Regions from separate parts of the Homo sapiens genome. Here all the other regions are linked to region 1. A link is a contact called in ENCODE Hi-C or POLR2A ChIA-PET data. All regions are on one chromosome and are shown on one strand. The core of a region is the stretch at or near the end of the contact, and the rest is flanking DNA. Distances in the headings are between cores, read along the strand shown.

Region 1 (5,345 bases), core at 1,353-3,852:
CGACGGTGCTGGAGAGCTCCTTGTTCACAGCCGCGCTTTCTGTTACTAAGGGTGGAAGAGACCTCCATAAATAACATTGCCGCTGCCGCTGTGGTTCAGGACGTTTTCAGATGGTAGGATCTCATATTTCAGGTGGTTAATAACCCTTTCCCTGCCCACATTACGGTGCTAGCTAAGTGTGCAAAAGAGATAATATGGTTAGAAAAATACTCATTTCTAGATCCCTGTTCCCATTTTTCTTTCTAATCTCTCATTCTAATGCCCAGCTTCCTCCCTGCCCTGCATTGCTGTCTGGGTGGACCTGGGTGTAGCCCCTATATTCTACCCTGTGGGAGACTCCATTCTGTGTTTGTGGAGCATCATTCAGTCTCATGCTTTATATTTTAATTTAATTTAATTTTTCTTTGAGACAAGGTCTCATTTGGTCACTCAGGCTGGAGTGCAGTGGCGTGATCATAGCTCACTGCAGCCTCAACCTCCTGGGCTCAAGCAGTCCTCCACTTCAGCCTCCCAAGTAGCTGAGACTACAGGTGTGCACCACCACGCCTGGCTAACTTTTGCATTTTTTGTAGAGACAGGGTCTTGCTGTGTTGCCCAGGCTGTTCTTGACCTCCTGGGCTCAAGCAATCTGCCCGCCTTTGCGTCCCAAAGTGCTGGGATTACAGCAGTCTCATGTTTAATTTTTCTTTAATTTCTATTTTTTAAAAATTTATTTATAAATTTTATTTTTTGTAGAGATGTGGTCTTGTTATGTTGCTTAGGGTCATCTCAAACTCCTGGCCTCAAGTGATCCTCTCGCCTGGGCCTCCCAAAGCAGTGGGATTACAGGCTGGAGTCATCACACCTGGCCTCTAAAAAAAGAGATCCAATTTTAATTTTTTTTTCCTTTTTGAGACAGAGTCTCACTCTGTTGCCCAGGCTGGAGTGCAGTGGCGTGATCTCGGCTCACTACAACCGCCGCCTCCCAGGTTCAAGTGATTCTCCTGCCTTTGCCTCCCTAGTAGCTGAGATTACAGGCGTGCACCACCATGAGCAGCTAATTGTTGTATTTTTAGTAGAGATCAGGTTTTGCCATGTTGGCCAGGCTGGTCTCAAACTGCTGACTTCAGGTGATTTACCCACTTCGGCCTCCCAAAGTGCTCCCAAAGGCATGAGCCACTGTGCTTGGCCTCCAGTTTTAATTTTCTTAATGAGCTGATTTTATAGCTGGTGACCCGGTGACTTCATGGGGGTGTGAGGTTGGTGCCCGCAGCCACAATCCTGGACTCGTAGAAGGCAGGCTTGGGTGGCGTTCCAAATGCTTCACTGCGCGCATCCAAGTGTCTGTCACCCATGAGCTTTGCAATAAGGAAGACATAAATATGCACCAGCTGGGCTCTGAGCTCCGGCTCAGCCTCCTCCCTGCTTTCAGCTTCCCACCGGGCATTGCAATCCCTGCTTCCGGCCCCGCCTGCTCTGCGGCTGGCAACACCAAGTCGCCATCTCTCTTCGTGTTTCACCTCCAGATACAGGAAAACGCGTGAACTCTGTGTTTGGAGGGAGGAGGGCCAATTACAGGAGATCCTGGGCTAAAACAGGAAGAAGAAACATGATTAAGGACTTTAAACAGGGATCACACAATCGTTCTTCTGCCTCCTTCCCTGCAGGAAGGCAGAGATCGGAGATGGAGAGCTGTCATTATCCTCCTTAATTATAGGAGAGAGCAGAAGTTCTTGGAAACACCAGCCAAGTCAGGGAGCCACTGGCAGCTGAGCTTACTTGTTCTTCCAAGATGGTGGAAGCCAGGCAGGGAAATAGCTGCGGGGAGGGTGAGCTCATTCACGGGGACCACTCAGCAGTGGAAGCGATGACGTCCCCTGGCCTCAGATGTGGAAAGTGTCTTCCAGGGGGCAGCTCGTGGAGGAGAGCCTAGCTTGTGGCTCTCTTGAGATGTTCTCCAGGTTTCTAACATGTGGCATGTGACTCCAGTGGAGAGGCCACTCTGCAGCTGCTCCTGTGGGCACAGTGACTCTGGGGGGGAGGGGGTGGGGCTGGGCTGGGCGTGTCATGGGAGGGCAGGTGTGATGACCAGGAAGCAGGGGTACCTCATGGTGTGCCCCGCAGAAATCTCTGCCCTTACTGGCTTCTTCCCTTCTCCTCCTACCCCAGGCCTTTTCTGTAATGTCACCGATTACCATCTGGTGTGGAAAGATTTGCTTTTCAGATTGGTGTGCTGAGCACAGCCGGACAGAGAGGAGGCTTTCGGGAAGGAAAGTCGCCTTCACGTCTTGCATGTTTTCACCGCTCCCCATACGGGTATTTCTAAGCAAGAATGCACACGGGCCTGAAATAGAATGCATTAGTAAGTGTAACCGAGAGGCGAAGTGTATTTTTAGCGAACATGGCTAAGGCAGATTATTACAGCGAGTGAGTGAGACCGAGCTAGGGGAGGAGGAGCTCCTGGGGTAGAGAGACGTGGCTGCCTCTCGGCTGTCCCTGGGGAGCAGAAGGACTGTGGCCAGTGGTGGCTCCTGGGATGGTCAGAGCTTCCTGGGGATTCTTTCTGGTTGTGGAGCTCCTCGTGCCCCCTGTCGTGGGGGAGGGAGTAGAAACAGGCAGCACAATGGTGGTGAAGCTTGGGCCCCAGGTTCAGTGGCGAGGTGGCCCCAGCTGCAAATGTGTCTGCTGCCACCTGCCTGTCCCAGGTGGAGGAGAGGGGAGGGCTGGTCACAGGGAGCCGGTGGGTCTGCAGGCTGCAGAGGCACTGCTCGTTGGGCCTGTAGGTGCTTTGGGAGTCCTGGAAGGGAGGGTGGGGCTTCGATTGTGACTACCAGATTGTGGCGTCTCTGCCACACCGCTCAAAACTCTAATTCAGCTTCTTTATCTGCAAACAGGAAATGTTAACGTTTTCTCGAGGAGTCATGAGTTCAAACAGGGTCACCGATAAGGGAGGGTTGGAACTTTCAGAAGAAAATTGCTAAATATGCCAAGATGTCATATTATTTTTTTCCCAGCATATTAACTAGGGCTTAAGACCTGATAGCCCTGTGAGTATGCGTCTGTCTCTTGTAGCAGCGCTGTTCGCTTAACAGAGCCAAATTCAGCCCAGAGTGAGTCTTTGGTGTCCATCCCAGGCTCTGGCTACCATGTCACCCAGACGGCCTGATTTGAAGGCAGTTTCCTTCCCAGGGACCACGGCAGAGTGCCACAAGATTAGCAGAGAGTCTCGTCTCCAGCTTGTTGACGTACGCTACAGGTCTTGGGATTTGCCAGCATCTTATAATTTTGTACAATAAATGAAGCACCCATGCAGTGCACACACACACGTACACATGCTATTAATTCTATGAGTCTTGGGACTTGCCAGTCTCTTTTTTTTTTTTTGAGACAGAGTCTCGCTCTGTCACCCAGGCTGGAGTACAGTGGCACGATCCCAGCTCACTGCAAGCTCCGCCTCCCAGGTTCTGGCCATTCTCCTGCCTCAGCCTCTGGAGTAGCTGGGACTACAGGTGCCCACCACCACACCTGGCTAATTTTTTGTATTTTTAGTAGAGATGGGGTTTCACTGTGTTAGCCAGGATGGTCTTGATCTCCTGACCTCGTGATCTGCCTGCCTCGGTCTCCCAAAGTGCTGGGACTACAGGCATGAGCCACTGCACCTGGCGGGGACTTGTCAGTCTCTTATAATTGCTTATGATAAATCATGCACCATGTACCCACGTGTGCATGTGTGCGCGTGCACACACACACACACACACACGTACAGACACTATTAGTTCTGTTTTTCTGGAGAACCCTAGTACAACTATCTGCTGAGTAAACTCCTTCTTTGTAGCCCAGCCAAAATGCCAGCTTCTCTGTTACAAGATTTTATAAAAAGGCAGCAATGAAGCAGAGCCGTGGAATTTGGGGTCTCTCTCAGTTTAATCTTTGTGTTACAGGCAGTGAGCCAGAGGCTTACAGCCCCGAGGGGCCCACTTTTAAAACATTTCATGCATTACCAGGCACTGTGGTTCATGCCTGTAGTCTCAGCTACTTGGGAGGCTGAGAAGGGAGGATCACTTGAGCCCAGGAGTTTGAGGCTGCAGTGAGCCATGATCGCACCACTACACCCCAGCGTGGGTGACAGAATGAGATCCTGTCTCTAAAAATGTAAAAATAAAAAAATTCACACATAAAACAAAACTGGGCAAAAGGAGAAATTTAGGAGCTAATTAAAAGAAAAAAAACACCTTTTATTTTAGGTTCAGGGGTACATGTGTAAGTTTGTGATATAGGTAAACTCATGTCATGGGGGTTTGTTGTACAGATTATTTCATCACCCAACTACTAAGCCTAGTAACCAATAGTGATTTCTTCTGATCCCCTTCCTCCTCCCATCCTCCACCCTGAAGGAGGCCCCGGTGTCAGCTGTCCCTCGCATTATGTTCATATGTTCTCATCATTTTAGGAGCTAAATTTTTTCATTAAAATAGGCTTCTCCTCAAGGTCTCTTTATCGGGTTTCCTCTTTTATATGGAAAATTTTGATTTATGTGAACTCTTCCAGGAATACATGGATTATTTCAAATGAACTACCCCACACTTCTTCCAGCCTCTAATTCATAAAATTGAGTGACCTTATTGATCAATTCACAAGGCTTATAATTTGATGACTTATTTCATGGACTGTCCTCTAACAGCTAACATGGACCTGGGAGTTGGCCTGTGGCAGAGACAGCCTGAGTTGATTTGTACTTTTGTTGATTTGAGTTTGATTTTATTGGGTTGACTCCAAAGTCATCCTTGAATCCTTTTCAAATCAATGCCTGCAGCGAGCTCAGCTCATCATTGCAATGCCACAGATCCCAGAAGAAAGGTGTCACGTAACTGGAATCACTTCTTGTGGATCCTACAAGGGGCTTTTGTCCTCAGAAAGATGCAGTCTGTTCTGAGGAGTCACTGGGACTGTGATTTTTCTGTCTGTTCTAACAGCAGAATGTTGGTTCTCTGTAGACCCTGAGGAGTATTCAGCAAATGTCAATATTAGCTGAAATGGGAAGTGTGGATTTGGGACAACAAATTACCTATAGCATAAAAATACCTATTTAATACATGCTTGTTAAATAGACATGGGTTCATGGCTCCTCCAGCCATGTTGAAATAAGCTTGGCATTTCAGGATCTCAACAGAGCAACTTCACTTGATGAACACAAGCCTGGGAAATACGAGGGTATTTCCTAAAGTGCCAGGAAACCTCTTTTCCAAGCTCCACTCCCTTCACAGCCATCATTCCCTCTAATTCTCCCAACCCCATTCACTCTAAGTAGAAGAGACTGCTAACAACTTGCTATTGTACTTCACAGAGTTGGAAGTCTGGGTCAAGTT
Region 2 (5,458 bases), core at 810-3,309, 150 kb after region 1:
AAAGGATGCATTAGTGGTCCCATGGGAGGAGGTTAATGGAATCCAGGCATTTGTATTTCTTTTTCCCTGAGAAGAAGCTCTGAGTGGTGAGGCAACAGTGCTCCTCAAATAACCGAGGTTTCTGGCTGGTTCCACCTCATCTCCATGGAAGATTGACCTGGAGAAGGTCAACTTCAAGTGCAGCGATAGAGAGCACCTGGGCATGATGCGCTTATTAACAGCGTCCTTATATCCCTGAGCAGACACTCAGGGTGGCTGTAGATACTCGGTTCCGAGGGCTCCGTGAAAACTGAAGAGTTACTCTTTTCTTAATTTTTTGAGGTAGCATCTCACTCTGTTGCCCAGGCTGGAGTGCAGTAGCACAATCATGGCTCAGGGCAGCCTCAACCTCCTGGGCTCAAGCGATCCACCCACCTCTGCCTCCCCAGTAGCTGGGACCACAGGCACGCACCATCATGCCCAGCTAATTTTTATCTTTTTGGTGGAGATGGGGTCTCTCTATGTTGCCCAGGCTGGTCTCGAACTCCTGGGCTCAAGTCATCCTCCTATCTCTGCCTCCCAAAGTGCTGGGATTACAAGCGTCAGCCAACTTTCCCAGCCAGGAGTTACTCTTTTTAAAAGGTAGGCACAGGCCTTTGTGAGGGATGCCCTGACCCTTTTGCAGTGGTTTGACTCTTTGAGGCCGTGGTCCGTGGAGTTTGAAACCTGCACAGAAAGAATATTTCCCGAGTCTGGCACCACCTGGCTTTAGTCAGAGGGATCACCTGAGCTGCTCCAGTCCTCTCTCAGCGGCTCCTGGGGAATTGGGAGGGGGGCTGAGGCATGCTGGTGAGATTCAGGGTGCACTGGCATCAGCTCACAGGAGTTTTTTCTGTCTCTTGAAGAGTGACTTTCAGTCCCATCCTGGGTAAGAACAGCTGTTTTGCATGTTGCTGAGTAATTTCTTTGCAGGTCCTTGTGTCCTAGCATCGTCCTTTCTCACCTGCCTTTATTCTGTTTCACGCTGCACAGTATGGAGTGTGCAGTGATTCATTGGGGAGAGAAGAAAATAAAACCAAAAAGCCCATCTGCTTTGTCAGGAGACACCTCCAAACACAGATGCTCCCTCATCCTCCTACAGCAGCTGTTTTCAGCCACACCTCTGGGCTCAAGCCATCCTCCTGCCTCTGCCCCCAAGTGATCATCCTGTTGTCCCACCCATTGTCCCGTAAGCAGGAGTTCAACAGGGACAGAGCGCGGGGTGGGAGGTGGCTGGAATCATCCCATGGCTTAGTGGTGTGGGGACTAAGGAACTATTGTTCCCTCTCCAGCTGGAGCTGCACATCCATTTTCTGCTGTCAGATGCCATCCATGTAGGAGATGCTCCTTCCAGACAGCCCCCCAGAGCCGCCTGGCTGACCTTCCACTCCCGGGCTGAGTGTCACTACGAGTCTTGACTTTCTCGTCATGCTGGTGTTTCACAACCTTGTAGCTAGAGTCCGGTGCAGCTTTTCTTCCTGCCGGCCCATCAGCTTTCGCTTCTCTCTGCCGCTGGGAGGCAACATCTCGGGGTTCTCCAAGGGGAGGTCTCACCTTGAATGAGTCTGGCATTTTGAGGTCATGATGGTGGCCGGGATTCTGCCCATGTTCAGTGGGACTTGGGTGGCAGCACAAGCAGATGAGGCTTGGTTTTGTTCCATTCTTTGTTTAGTTGCTCACTCATTCCTTCATTTGGCAGATGCCATATACTGTGCTGGAAGAGAGGATGCAGCCGTGACCCAGACAGACAAAGTCTCTGTTTTGATGGGGCGTATGTTGGAGAGTGGAGGGGCAGGGACAGTGGATGATCAACAAGATAATTTTGGAAGCTGATAGGAGCTGTGGGGAACATGAGAGAGGTTGATGTGGGGTGTGGTGGAGGAGGAGAGTTTGGGGGCTCGGGAGGCCTTCCTGTGGGTGGCATAGTGAGAGCCTGGGTATACCTGCCCCGTGGCTGCCCAGGTCTGACCCGGAATCCGGTTGTGTTGGATGGTACCACTGAGAATCGTCATTTCCTGGGACTTCCCATCCGCTTTTCTTGAGAAAGTCACTGCCCTTTTAAGTTGCTTGTTTGTTTTAGTAAACGTAGTCAATGAAGCAGTGAGTCAGTGCAAAACTGTTCAGATGTCACCGATGGGAATAGGTTAGATACAAAGTTGTGTTCATTCACCAATGGCTTGTTGAGTACCCCCTAAGCCCACGGCGCAGTGCAGGAGCTCTTAGATTCAAAGAACTCTGGTCTGGGGGAGGGTGGAGGTGTGAGGATTCCTTTAGAAGAGAGAAGGGACCCACGCCATCTTGCTGGGGGGGAAGAGGCCCTCTGCCTTTCAGATCTATCGGTTCATGGCTTTGCAAATATCAGTATTTGCTAAAAATGAGGCCTACAGATTTTAATGTGGCAAAACGGATTTTATTTCTGAATGTTAACCAAGTTGAGGTTAGGAGTAATGATCTGCAGTGCGAAAAGGGGGTTTTTATCTTATAATGATTAATTCTTTTCTTCCTTCCCTTCTAAAAAAAATGTGATTCCTGATAAAACCTGATGTTTCACTTTATATTTAAATGATACTCCATTGAGCATTTTATTAGTAACAATTCAGTACTTAAATTGCATATTTCAGTTATAAGAGACAATTCACTAGGCTTGCAAGAAAACTATCCTATTTAAAGTAGGAGAAATCTCCCTCTTGATTACTGTGGAGGTTTCTTCATCTAGACATTTTAAACACTTTCCAAACAGTCCTTGCAGTTTTTCTTTTGTATTGTGGCAAAATACACATAACATACAATTTACCATCTTAGGCATTTTTAAGTATCCAGTTCAGTGGCATTAAGTACATTTCACATTGTTATATGATCCTTACCACCATCTGTCTGCAGAGCTCTTTTCATCTTATAAAATACCCTTGGAGGTTTTCCAGTTTCTCTTGCTAGCAGGTATGTTTTAGTTAAGGCAATATACCAGGTTTAGTTAAGGTGCTATACCAGGTATTTTACACATAATCTGATTGAATTCTCACCATAATCCTCTAAGGGGCATATTATATATGTGGTTTTTGTTTTGTTTTGTTGAGACGGTATTTTGCTTTGTCACCTGGGCTAGAGTGCGGTGGCACGATCATAGCTCACCGCAGCCTTGACCTCTGGGGCTCAAGCGATCCTCCCACCTCAGCTTCCTGAGGAGCTGAGACTACAGGTGTGTGCCACCACACCAGGCTATTTTTTGTATTTTTTGTAGTGACGCAGTCTCACTCTGTTGCCCAGGCTGGCCTCAAACTCCTGGGATCAAGCGTTTCTCCCACCTCAGCCTCCCAAAGTGCTGGGATTGTAGGCCTGAGCCACTGTGCCTGGCCTTATATGCAGTTTTCGCCAATGAGGAAACAGACTGAGAGGGGTTGAATAACTTGTTTGAAGTTATACAGCCAGCAGATGTCGGAATGGGCATTTGGACCCAGCTTCCTCCAAAGCTGAGGCTTTTTCTGTTGTTCCACAGTGATTTTCAGTTAGAAGTTTTGATTCTGGCATCTTGCCTTCTGTCAGTAACTGTTTTCAGCACAGAACAGAATACTGTTCACATTTTCTCTGAATATTGGACATGCTTCCTGTGTACTTCAGTGTTCTTGCTCAGGAAATCTGAGGAGCCACCGAGCACCAAAAGAACAGGCATCTGTAAAAGCAACTCAGAATTAAGACCATACTTTTTATTTTTATTTTTTTGATACAGTCTCTCTCTCTCATCCAGGCTGGAGTACAGTGCCTTCATCTCAGCTCACTGCAACCTCCACCTCCCGGGCTCAAGCCATTCTCCTGCCACAGCCTCCCAAGTAGTTGGGATTATAGATGTGCACCACCATGCCCGGCTAATTGTTGTATTTTTAGTAGAGACGGGGTTTCACCATGTTGGCCAGGCTGATCTTGAACTCCTTGCCTCATGTGATCCACCCGCCTCAGCCTCCCAAAGTGCCGGGATTACAGGTGTGAGCCACTGCGCCACGTCCATACTTTATTTCTGAAGATAATTTGGAAACCTATATTTCTAAAATACGACTACTGTAGATACTTCTAGAACATTCTCCCTCTCTCGAAAGTCATGCGTTTGTTCTCAACTCTCACAGAAGGAAGTAGGTCCCTTCAGTGTTGCGATTACCTTCCTGCCTGTTGAAGACAGCCTCTGCGTCTTTCTTTAATGCAAACGCATGGACGTATGACATCCATTCACTTCTTTATCTCATCTGTGGCCAGCAGGGTGTATAGAGGCAGGTTGCAGAAATGCCAAATATTTCCCAAGGTCCCAGGCAGAATTCCTGGTGGTAGTGCTACTGGATTTGCTAATGTAAAGATGTCCTGATTTTGGGAGGGCGGGGGTGGGAAGTAAGCATACAATTGTGCAAATATTAGTAATCTCTTTTATTCTTAGAAGATACAGTCTGTTGAAGAACATGGTGAGGAATTGGCAGGAGAGCATCCGTGACTCCTTTAGCCTTTGTGAGGCTGTGGTGCTATATTGAGGCGGCTCACTCAGATGGGAACACCAACCATATGGTGGAGAAGGGAAGGAGACGTGTTCTTTCTCTAGTTTGGCATGCAAATGAGAAAGAAAGCGCTGCAGAGGCACAAGCTGGCTTCTCATCTCAGCAAGCAGAGGCAGGCCACCGATGTCCAGCCTTGTAGCCTCATCCTATCCACAGCCCGGCCCGGTAGCCTCATCCTATCCCCACCCTGACCTGTGCCTCTAGTGACCACAGGCAGCTGAATGGTGGAGGACGGGGGGATTCCGATATCCTTGTATTAGGAGGGGCCTCAGAGAAGGGGAGGCCATCTTCTGGGTTTGCTAGAAGCCCTCTCTCCACCCCAGTAACAACTCACTCTTTGACTGGAAGTACAATGAAAAGGGCTAGGGGGTGGGAGGGGCCAGGCTTCTAGCAGATGTTTCTGTTTGCCTCGTGTGCAGAACCACAGCTTCCACTGCCTGGCCCTCCCAGGTCTCTTTAGCAGCTGGGCGTGGTCTGGATAAAGTCCATACTCTAAGCCTGCTTGCTATTCACGCTAGCTGTTCTTTACTGTATCCCTCCACATCTACCCAGCCTCCGCCTCCTCTCCCCATCCTTTTATAATCATACCTCACTAAACCACCTGCTGTTCCCATTGCACTAAGCTCTCTACCACCTCGGGCCTTTTACAGAGGCTTTTCCCTCTGCATGGAGAACTCCGTTCCCGTCACCCCTCACTCTCTTTCCTTGGATAAATCCTGCTTGTTCTTCCTCTCCATCCGGAAGCCTTCCCTTGGCCCCCGACCCTGGCCAGCCTCCCCCTTTGTGAGCTCCTGCAGCACTGCACCCTCAGTTGGATGCCGCCTCAGAGTAGCCTGCTGGCTGGAGTCTCCTTAGACATCCTGAGGGTTTTAGTCATAGCCATAGCCCCAGAGTGCAATCGTGTCTGC
Region 3 (5,823 bases), core at 209-2,708, 230 kb after region 1:
ACTTTGTTTAACTTTTTTATTATGTGGTAGCTGGTGGATTGTAGGCATATTTAGCAGTTGGGAAATGTCTAAGGAAAGATTACCTTTGATAAAAAGCCAGTAGGAAGGGAATTGAAGGACGCAGAGTCGATGCCTGCAGTTTCTTGTTTTTGTTTCCCCAGCTCTGGAGTCAGACTGCATAGGTTTGCATCCTGACTCTTCAAGTTACCGTGTGACTTTGAGCAAACTTCTTAACTTTTCTGTGCCTCAGTTTCCTCTAAAATGTGATCATAGTTGTATTTACCTCAGAGATTGTCATGAGGATTAAATGAAATACTATATAAATGCTTAGAGCAGTATATCATCTTTCAGAAGAAAATTAAGTGTTACCGTTTGTAACTATCAGCTTCACAGACACTTAACTTCTTCTTTAATTTTCCCACTTAGAACCTAAAGTATATTTCTGTAAATGGGCACAACAGCTGGATCCCGACGTAATGACATTGATTTACGTTGTAAGTAACACACTACTGCCACCAGAGTATTTCTGGACAGTGTCTTGATAACTTTCGGTAATTTGGCTGTACCCTGTCATTCATTCCGTACATGTTTATTGAGCATCTATTATATGCTAGAAATGACATGAGCTATGGAAAATATGAACATGAAAAATAAAGAGCCCACAGATTAGTGACAAAGACAGAGAAGAAACAAATGCCTTCGATACAGTCTTTTGTACGTCAAAGTTTTTAGCCCTCTTGACAGTGGCTTGAGAGACCAGGTGTACAGACTTCTTTCGGGCTCAGGTCCTGCAAGTTGTGGGATGGGGGCCAGGATAATTTGCCACCAGCAAGCTTGGATTCAGCCACCTGCTGCTGCCCAGAATGCGATCCAACCTTTCCCAGTGAAAATGCAACCTTAGGAGTCAGGACCCAGGCAAGAGGGGGAGTGTGTAAAGACCTACACTGTATTCCACTAAGAACAAATAACTAATCACACAGCAGAACCTCTGGTATATAAACAAAGACATCCAGGCTGAACACAACCCCACCGGCGATATGTACCTCCGAGTGTACACCAGGGTATATAAAAAGTTATCCAAATGTCTGTTGCCTTTGACATTTGATCAATCACTATTGGAGTTTTCATCAACTTGTTCAGACTATATACCATGGATCTTTGCTGGGTGGATTAAGGTTTTGAATGTATTGCTTGTGTATTTCATCATGCAGTCAAAATCCACCTCCCACATAAGCCTGTTGTTGGATAGAGCTCCCAGTCATGAAAGTCTGTCCTCTTTTTCTCCCCTTCTATTTCTTGGTATTAATTTCAGCTTAATCAAGTCTTCTGGCCCTGTGATTCCAGGAACAGTTGGGTTCTGGCTAAAAGCAAAAGAGAAAACCGCCTGTTTCAGTCGCATAAGGTGATGTGGCAAGAACTTGTTTCTGAGGAATCCAAGATCTAGCCATTTTCAGCAGTGGTCATAGGGGACTGGAACGGGGGCGCCACCTGCAGGCTAAGGGGGAAAACACAGAGCGAGAAACTGAACCTTGCTTTAGGGGACAGGCATTTAAAGGCAAAGGAAATTCAGTCCCTCTGTGATAGACAGTAATGAACTCAGCAGGCTGTCTTGTAGATAAATATGCATGAGAATGCATCGTTGGAAGAGCTCTCACGTATTCCCTTCATTCCTGCCTTTTGGAGTTTCAGAATGTTTTACATTTTATGTTCATTTATATTTTTCTTTGTCAGAGTATGGAGATCCTAAAATCATCTGCCAGGGTATTTGCTGCTTCTTGGTACTGCTTGCTGCTCTTTTCAGAGAGAGCAGTGCCAGGTAAAATATTCTGCATTCTCATAAGAAGAGGTGAATGTCATTGCGTTCCCTGTTAATATGAGGCAGGGAAGGACGCTCTGGCCCGGAGCCGGAGTCCTCACACCACTTTGGTCTCTGTCCTTTCTAGCAGATCTAAATATCTACTCTGTCTACACCCTGTTTTTACAGAAACACCAGTGCTAGTCTAGAATGAAGGCAACATTGACAGCAGTGATGATCAAACGTTCGTTTTTCAATATGCCATGAAAAATAACTTGGTCCAAAATAAAATTCTGTCCTTATATTTCTATTTAGATGTATACCTCCCATAAAGGTAAAATGTTTTTCTCAGACGTAATTTCAGATTTTCTGTGTGCCCTACCAACAGATCAGGTTTCTCCTAAGTTTTTCAGTGGAAAATGTGATCGGCAAATGTATCAGCTGTTCCTCTGTTAGCTTTGTTGATTGATGCTTTTGAGGGGCAGAGTAGGTTTATTTGCTGATTTGTGCATTTTATCAGGTACAAAGGACATAGCAGATGTGGAAGATGCTTTTAAGAACTTCACCAAGAAGCTTGAGGGCCACCCTAAGGGAAGCTCCGCTCTCCTTCAACTGAAGCTCTCCAGGGACAATAGGAGCTGATGTTTTTGGAAGCGTCACACTGCTGGGGTCAGTGTTGCAGGTTCAGGAATGTCAGGATGCAGCCCTGTGTCTAGAGTACTCACAGCTAGGACAGGCGCACACATAACTATAATACCAAGCCAGCCTGCAGCAGCGCCATGGAGGGGCACACAGGGTGAAGAAGGGTGTCTTAGCTGGAATTGCTACAACAGAACGCTGTAGACTGGGCAGCTTCAATGTGGATGTGTATTTCTCACAGTTCTGGAGGGTGGAAGTTCCAGAGCAAGGTGGTGGCTGATTCACTTCCTGGTGAGGGCTCTCTTCCTGGTTTGCAGACGGCCTCCTTCTCACTGTGTTCTCACATGGTGGACAAAAAGAGGGCTCTGGCGTCTCTTCTTATAGGGACACTAATCGCATCCTGGGGGCCCCATTTGTTTGACATCATCTAACCTGATCGTCTCCCAAAGGCTCCATCTCCTAATACCATCATACTGGGGGTTAGGGTTTCGTGTGTATTTAGGGGTAGGGGAGACTAACATTCAGTCCATAACGGAGGGGAAGATTCAGCTGTAGGATTATCAGGCTCAGAGAATTAGACTCTATTATCTCCCCCGCCTACACACACACCCCTGTACTGATGAGAAAAGTAAAGCAGCGAAGGGGAGGGTACTGAGCTTAGCAGCAGCCAGCTTCATTGTCAGTTCCATACCTGGGAGAGCCTCAGAGCCCACCCTCTGTGAAAGGAGGGAGGCATGAGCATGTAAAAAATATATACTTCTCCATGGAAAAGATGGTTTTGACATTCCCGGAGGCATGGTACCTATTTCAGATCTCCTTAGAGTTTCTGTTAAGTGGGTGCCTCCCTTTTTTTTTTGGGATGGAGTTTTGCTCTTGTTGCCCAAGCTGGAGTGCAATGGCGCCACCTTGGCTCACTGCAACCTCTGCCTTCCAGGTTCAAGCGATTCTCCTGCCTCAGCCTCCTGAGTAGCTGGGATTACAAGCGCACGCCACCAGGCCCGGCTAATTTTTTGTATTTTTAGTAGTAACAGGGTTTCACCAAGTGAGTGCTGCTTTTAAGAAGTCAAATGATAGGCAACTTGTGGACGATGCCTTTAGTTTATCTAAGTCCTGTTTCAGCTTTGAGGTTTCCATGAGTTGCGTTTTACCCTGAGGTTGGTGAAGTGCAGCATTGGGTTAACTTTGCTCCCACGAATTCCAGGGGTGCCCATTGCTAACTGGCTTCTCACAGCAATGACATTTGAGGCCGGAATGGTCTCTCTGTCGGCACGGTACACAGTTGTTCACTGGTGGCTTATTGGTCAGATCAAAAACCAAAAAGAAACAGGGAGGGAATGCGGACTAGGATCCATGTTTGTAGAAATCTGAGCAGGGAGAAAGGAAGAAAGGAGGATTGGGGGACCCCTACATGTCCTCCCTTCAGTTGCAGATGTTTGTTAGGATGTGGTCAGATGTGGGGAAGGGCAGGTGGCCATGGAAGCAGGGCCCCCAACAAGTGGCATTCACCTGGATGGATGCCCCACAGCCCAGCATCTAGACTTCAGCTGGTTTGTCAACACACCAAGTGTGGATGCTTTTGTTGGAACAGAATCCCTCAACAGAGACAGAATGCCAGTATTATTGATTCATAATAAAATGTATAATTATCCAGTGGGCTCATGTTGGCTAAGTAGCATCGTCTTTCCCCTTTAGGGCAAAAATACTTAGAAAGGCAAACTGTAATCAGAAGATCGCTTGGATGGATGGGATCAGAGCAGGAGGAGGGAACGGGGTTATGTTGACAGCTGGTACCATCAGGCTGTGATAGCTGGTCTGGAACCCTCACCTCCACTGTAAGGACATCCCTGCCACAGCCCATGGTCACGGCATGTAGCCAGGACTCTGCTTTCCCAGTGGTCCTGTGGAGGGGCTGCTGACTTGGAAGGTGGTGGGCTTCTCTAAGTCTCTTATCCATGGTCACCCTGCTGACCGACCCCACCGTCACCCCCCACCCCCGTAGGCATAGACATATTATATCTTTAGAATATGAATCCAGACAACCGTCTACCTTCATACATGGCATAGTCCCCAAAACATGCACCCCTGTGCAAAATGGAACAGTACACTTACATGCTCCCAGCCCAGAGAGGTTTAAAAGTATATTTATATTTTTAATTATAATTTTAAAATAAAAAGTATATTTATATATTTATAAATAGGTGCATTAAGGCCAGGTGCGGTGGCTCACGCCTGTAATCCCAGCACTTTGGGGGGCCAAGGCAGGCGGATCACGAGGTCAGGAGTTAGAGACCAGCCTGGCCAACATGATGAAACCCTGTCTCACTAAAAATACAAAAAATTAGCTGGGCTTGGTGGCAGGTGCCTGTAATCTCATCTACTCAGGAGGCTGAGGCAGGAGAATTGCTTTAATCCAGGAGGTGGTGGTTCCAGTGAGCCGAGATCACGCCACTGCACTCCAGCCTGGGCAACAGAGCAAGACTCCAACTCAAAAAATAAATAAGTAAATAAATAAAAATAGGTACATTAAATTACACACACACACACACACACACACACACACACACACACACACACAATGTCTGATTATCCCTGGTCTTTTAGTTACCTTTTTTTATTGATACATAATGCTTCTACCTATTTATGGGGTATATGTGATGTTTACTCGCATAGAATGTGTAATGATCAAGTATCATTACTTCGAATATTTGTCTTTTCTGTGTTGGGAACACCTCAAGTCCTCTCTTCTAGCTATTTTGGAATATACAGTGCAGTATTGTTAACCAAAGTCCCCCTACTCTGCTATGGAACATTAGAACTATTCCTTCTATCGAACTGTATGTCTGTATCCACTCACCAATCCCCTCAGACGCCCCCTACACCCTTCCAGCCTCTGGTATCTATCATTCTACTCTCTACCTCCTTGAGATCCACTTTCTCAGCTACCACGTATGAGTCGTCACAGTTCTTGATGATATATTTCCCCATGCCTATAGCTTTTTGCTTTTCATTCTTTTATAACTAAATCTGAACATTGGCCTACCTAGATTCCAGTGAGCACCCAATTGGTCACTTCTGTTCTGTGTGATCATTTCCATCTTTGTCTCTTCTCAAATGCATGACTACTGCGATATCTTCATTTCTTATCACTAGCTGCTTCAGGTGCATTTTATCATTTTCCTCTTTTAAAATAAATAATAGGAAAATGCCCCAAATATTCAACAAACAGTTGAACAAATACTGCTCTGTAGATGGATACAGCCATTCTGTGCAAACTTAACTTTTGGCTTGAAGTGATTGGCACAATACAAGGCTCAAATTATTTGTGGGAAAATCTAGCTTTTGCATACAAAACGTGATGTCACCTTTTATGTTATGTGATATAACATAGT
Region 4 (5,070 bases), core at 274-2,773, 160 kb before region 1:
TTATCCTCCCTCCTTCTTTTGTTGCTTTTCACACACCTCTGTGCTCGAAAAGAGTCACCTGGTATATGAACTCTACACAGATGCTTGGACTCTTTTGTCCTTTTAACCTAGCAAGGGAAGGAGTTGTAAAGGATAAAGACTTCTTTTTATTACCTTTTAAAATAAATGAAATCGGCCGGGCATGGTGGCTTACGTCTGTAATCCCAGCACTTTGGGAGGCCGAGGCAGGCGGTTCACTTGAGGTCAGGAGTTCACGACCAGCTGGACCAACATGGTGAAACCCCGTCTCCACTAAAAATACAAAAATTAGCTGGGCGTGGTGGCATGCGCCTGTAGTCCCAGCTACTTGGGAGGCTGAGGCAGGAGAATTGCTTGAACCTGGGAGATGGCAGTTGCAGTGAGCTGAGATTGCACCACTGCACTCCAGCCTGGAAGACAGAGCAAGACTCTGTCTTAAAAAAAAAAAAATTAAAAAAAATAATAAAATGAAATAATCTTTCATTTTAGTTATGGAGTTTGAGGAAGAGTGAGGCCTTCCTTACAGAGCTGGGGCCAGCTGTGTTTATACTGAACATCAGGGCCAGGACCTAAGAATGGTGACAGGTGTGGGTGGCCACAAGGTATAGGCAAGAGGTCACAGACTCAGATACCTGCATGGCCAGACATGTAGCAAACTGGGCGGGTGTGAAACAGTAGCTGTGGGTGGGACCAGAGGTGGAAGTACATGATATTTAAGCTTCCTGAGCCCTTACTTGCTCAGGCCTCTGGAGGGACCCTAGCAATTCTGTATTTATAATTTCAATTTATTTTACTTAGAGAAGTCACTCCAACTAATATAAGCTTCAGGCCCGATAAAACCTATCTTTGCCCTTGGTGGAACTCTGGTACCCAACATGCCCTGGCCTAAGTTAAGTTGGATCATTTGGCCTCAAGTGATGACAGCTAATCAGAAGTGTTTCTAGGGCTTTTGGTTTTTCCAGAGCAGGAGGAGTCCAGATTTTTGTATGAAATCTCTGACATTTTAAATGTTGGTAACTTACAGCCAGGCACGGTGGCTCACACTGTAATCCCAGCACTTTGGGAGACTGAGGCATGTGGATCATTTGAGGTCTGGAGTTCAAGACCAGCCTGGGCAACATAGTGAAACCCCATCTTTACTACAAATACAAAAATTAGCTGGGCATGGTGGCACGTGCCTGCAATCCCAGTTACTTGGGAGGCTGAGGCAGGGGAATCACTTGAACCCAGGAGGTGGAGGTTGCAGTGAGCTGAGATTGTGCCACTGCACCCCAACCTGGGTGACAGAGTGAGACTCTGTCTCAAAAAAAAAAAAAAAAAAGTCGGTAACTTAAAACAAAAAACCACTGTGGCCAAACAAGTTGTGTGTATATATAGCAGGGAGTGAACTCGTGGACTGCCAATCTGTGACTTCTGGTTATTTGAGTTCAGAGGAATTACAGAATTGCCAAATTCTGTCATTTGGCTCCATGGCAGGGTCTACCTGCCCTGTGTCCTCTGCCCGTTAGAACATGTTTGGATAGGTCTCTGCCAGGGAGCTTTGATCTTTTCTGTGGCTGCAGCCAACAGCCAGACATCCTCTAAATGTCAGCCACTAGTCACAAGGACAGAAAGCCGACTGAGGGTGCGGGTGGACAAATTGGTGTAAATTCATTTCCACAGTCGGCAAAGCCAACCAAAGCACGTGGTCCACTGACAGTGATGTGGCAGCAAAGTCACTTGAACATGTGAAGACAAAGTGGGGTGGCTGTTGTTCTTCCCGGGCACTGATTAATCATGTAGGTGGGTAACTGTGTCGTGCTCCTCCGGAGGGCTGCAGCCAATGAGTTCAGGGGAGATTTATATAACTGCTCAGACGGAGAGGAAGTCACTTCCCTCTAGCTCCCAAATCCACTTGAGGCCACACACCCAGGCTTTCATAACTGCAGGCTTTCTACCTTGTGAACACTCCTCAGAAACTGCAAAGGGCCCCCAATTAAAGGAGTGACTTCTGTGTGTCATTTCATGTATAGAGCATGATGCTTCTTCTAAAGCTCCCGGGATGACAGGGGACATCAGATGGGGCCACAGGCTGGTATTTGGGGCAGAACGCAACTGTCAAGGATATTGGGGAGAAAGACGAGGCTGATAAGAACAAGGGATTTCGAGTGACAGCCTGTGGGCGTCCTTCCGTTGTCAGCTCAGATCGGCCATAAAGCTGCTTTGAGTGGCTGTGTTTCCATTGCTAATTAGCATGCCGTGGGAGCTGCTTTGCCATAGAGAGGTTTCAGGGCCTGCCGCATGGTTTTTTTTTTTTTTGAGACAGAGTCTCACTCTGTCGCCCAGGCTGGAATGCAGTGGCCCAATCTCGGCTCACTGCAACCTCCTGGGTTCAAGCAATTCTCCTGCCTCAGCCTCCCAAGTAGCTGGGATTACAGGTGCACACCACCACGCCTGGCTAATTTTTGTATTTTTAGTAGAGACGGGGTTTCACCATGTTGGCCAGGCTGGTCTCCAACTCCTGAACTCAAATGATCCGACCGCCTCGGCCTCCCACAGTGCTGGGATTCCAGGCGTGAGCCCTGATGCCCAGCCTGCTGCTTGGCTTCTAAGTAACTAGCAGGATCTGCGGTGGTGGTGAAGCGTGCTTTGCATAAGGCCAGAGCCTAGGGATCTGTTGTATAAACTCCACTTCTGCTTCTGACTGGGGGGGGCGCAATTGCAGAACATTTAAGAGAGCATCCCCCTTCCTGCCCCCCCATGCATGGACTGCTTCTGGAAAGGGCCTATCAGAACCCCCCCCCCCCCACAAAGGGGGCTATTTATTTATTTATTTATAGACGGAGTCTCGCTCTATTGCCCCAGCTGGAGTGCAGTGGCACAATCTCAGCTCACTGCAACCTCTGCCTCCCAGGTTCAAGCAATTCTCCTGCCTCAGCCTCCTTAGTAGCTGGGATTACAGGCGCACACCACCACGCCCAGCTAATTTTTTTTTTTTTTTTTTTGGTATTTTTAGTAGAGATGGGGTTTCACCATGTTAGCCAGGATGGTCTCTATCTCCTGACCTCATGATCCGCCCACCTTGGCCTCCTCTCGAAGTGCTGGGATTACAGGTGTGAGCCACTGTGCCCGGCCAATTTATTTATTTTTTTGAGACTGACTCTCACCCTTGCATCCAGGCTGGAGTGCAGTGGCAATATCTCAGCTCACCGCAACCTCCACCTCTCGGATTCAAGCGATTCTCCTGCCTCAGCCTCCCAAGTAGCTGGGACTACAGGCTCCCACCTTCTTGCCCAGCTAATTTTTGTATTTTTTAGTAGAGACTGGGTTTCACCATGTTGGCCAGGCTGGTCTCGAACTCCTGACCTCAAGTGATCCGCCTGCCTCAGCCTCCCAGTGTTCTGGGATTATAGGTGTGAGCCAGTGCGCCTGGCCAAAAAATCTATGTAGTTGCAGAAAAAGCTGCAGGTTGGGCATGGTGGCACACACTTGTAGTCCTGGCTACTTAGGAGGCTGAAGCAGGAGGATTACTTGAGCCTAGGAGTTCAAGTCCAGCCTGGGCAATATAGCTAGACCCCATCTCTTAAAAAAAATACAGAAGTTAGCCAGGCATGGTGGTGGGTGCCTATAGACCCAGCTAATTGGCAGGCTGAAGTGGGAGGATCCTTTGATCTCAGGAGGTTGAGGCTGCAGTGAGCTGTGATCATGCCACTGCACTCCAGCCTGGGCGATAGTGTGAGACCCAGACTCTAAAAAAGAAAAATAAGAAAGAAAGAAACTGCAGTAGATAATGTATAATGGGAGACAATAAAAGAAGGAAGATGAAGCATTTCTCCCCAGGGAGTTAGACTGTCATTCTGTCTGTCTGAAACCTTCCCAGTAAGTCAGTATTTCTGGTGTGTGCCTGGTAGAATTGCCTTGCTTTGTCTTCTAATTCATTCACTCACAAAATAATGTATGAATTCCGATTATAATCCAGGCCCTCGTTCCCATGCTAGGCACATGTGATGAGTGAAACATAGTCCCTGCGATTTGGAGCACCCATAATGAACAGTGTAAAAACTAAATGTCGGCCGGGCGCAGTGGCTCACACCTGCAATCCCAGCACTTTGGGAGGCCAAGGTGGGTGGATCACCTGAGGTCAGGAGTTCAAGACCAATCTGACCAACATGGAAAAACCCCATCTCTACTAAAAAAATACAAAATTAGCTGGGCATGGTGGCGCATCCCTGTAATCTCAGCTACTCGGGAGGCTGAGGCAGGAGAATCGCTTGAACCCGGGAGGAGTAGGATGCAGTGAGCCGAGATTGCGCCATTGCACTCCAGCCTGGGCAAAAAGAGCAAAACTCCATCTCAAAAAAAAGAAAGAAAGAAAAACATTGGCCAGGTAAGGTGGCATGTACCTGTAATCCCAGCTAGCTACTTGGGAGGCTGAGGCAGGAGAATCGCTGGAACCCAGGAGGCAGAGGTTGCAGTGAGCTGAGATTGTGCCACTGTACTCCAGCCTGGTGACAGAGCAACACTCTGTCTCAAAAAAAAAAAAAAAAAAAAAAAGAAATGTTCTAGATTCTAATGAAGAATGATGATATAGTTTGGATTAAGTATCTTGGACTGTTTTTTTTTTTTGTTTTTTACTTTATTTACTTTTTTTGAGATGGAGTTTTGCTCTGTCACCAGGCTGGAGTGCAGTGGCATGATCTTGGCTCACCACAACCTCTGCCTCCCGGGTTCAAGCGATTCTCCTGCCTCAGCCTCCCAAGTAGTTGGGACTACAGGTATGTGCCACCACGCCTGGCTAATTTTTGTATTTTCAGTAGAGACGGGGTTTCACCATATTGGCCAGTATGGTCTTGATCTCCTGACCTTGTGATCCGCCCTGCTTGGACACCCAAAGTGCTGGGATTACAGTCATGAGCCACGGCCCCCGGCCTGTCTTCAGTTTTTTGCATCGTACCTAAGTGTGGACTTTTACAAATTTATGTTGCTTGGGATTTGCTGGGCTCTTAAAAACTGTGAGTTGATGTCTGCCGTCAGCTCTGGAGAATTCCTGGCTATTATTTCTCCAAACATTGG

Evidence for each region. Hi-C counts contacts between places; a loop is a spot of excess contacts on that map. ChIA-PET counts read pairs that join two places held with the same protein, here RNA polymerase II (POLR2A). Pooled maps may share reads with other maps.
Region 2: a pooled map shows a loop between it and region 1 (2.8-fold over the local background). The contact joins two enhancer-like sites. A Hi-C loop is called at or near these places in 2 of 37 single-sample maps with no recorded cell type and 2 of 50 pooled maps. POLR2A ChIA-PET finds 5 or more read pairs at or near these places in 3 of 52 experiments (BJ, K562 and OCI-LY7).
Region 3: a map of CD8-positive, alpha-beta T cell shows a loop between it and region 1 (23-fold over the local background). The contact joins two enhancer-like sites. A Hi-C loop is called at or near these places in 3 of 168 maps with a recorded cell type or tissue (CD8-positive, alpha-beta T cell, aorta and naive thymus-derived CD4-positive, alpha-beta T cell), 1 of 37 single-sample maps with no recorded cell type and 11 of 50 pooled maps. POLR2A ChIA-PET finds 5 or more read pairs at or near these places in 4 of 52 experiments (AG04449, AG04450, GM12878 and 1 more).
Region 4: a loop to region 1 is called in a pooled map, with 3 times the contacts of the local background. The contact joins two enhancer-like sites. A Hi-C loop is called at or near these places in 2 of 50 pooled maps. POLR2A ChIA-PET finds 5 or more read pairs at or near these places in 5 of 52 experiments (GM12878, HCT116, OCI-LY7 and 2 more).

The regions. Positions count from the first base shown.
Region 1 is chr10:12,482,814-12,488,158 of GRCh38, forward strand. The region is part of intron 1 of CAMK1D (calcium/calmodulin dependent protein kinase ID); the gene reads left to right. Among named protein-coding and RNA genes, the nearest start is that of MIR4480, 93 kb to the right of the region's middle. RefSeq lists enhancers at 1-217, 2,246-2,295, 2,346-2,605. Within about 2 kb of position 2,603, at least 16 of the 41 ENCODE cell types and tissues checked have a DNase peak (open chromatin) inside an H3K27ac peak, as active enhancers do; they include GM12878, where a contact is called at or near this core.
Region 2 is chr10:12,633,257-12,638,714 of GRCh38, forward strand. The region is part of intron 2 of CAMK1D (calcium/calmodulin dependent protein kinase ID); the gene reads left to right. Among named protein-coding and RNA genes, the nearest start is that of MIR4481, 17 kb to the right of the region's middle. Within about 2 kb of position 2,060, at least 2 of the 41 ENCODE cell types and tissues checked have a DNase peak (open chromatin) inside an H3K27ac peak, as active enhancers do.
Region 3 is chr10:12,709,798-12,715,620 of GRCh38, forward strand. All of the region lies in intron 3 of CAMK1D (calcium/calmodulin dependent protein kinase ID), which reads left to right. Among named protein-coding and RNA genes, the nearest start is that of MIR548Q, 13 kb to the right of the region's middle. Within about 2 kb of position 1,459, at least 9 of the 41 ENCODE cell types and tissues checked have a DNase peak (open chromatin) inside an H3K27ac peak, as active enhancers do; they include GM12878, where a contact is called at or near this core.
Region 4 is chr10:12,321,173-12,326,242 of GRCh38, forward strand. No RefSeq gene overlaps it. Among named protein-coding and RNA genes, the nearest start is that of CAMK1D, 26 kb to the right of the region's middle. RefSeq lists enhancers at 1,851-2,351, 2,352-2,852. Within about 2 kb of position 1,524, at least 2 of the 41 ENCODE cell types and tissues checked have a DNase peak (open chromatin) inside an H3K27ac peak, as active enhancers do.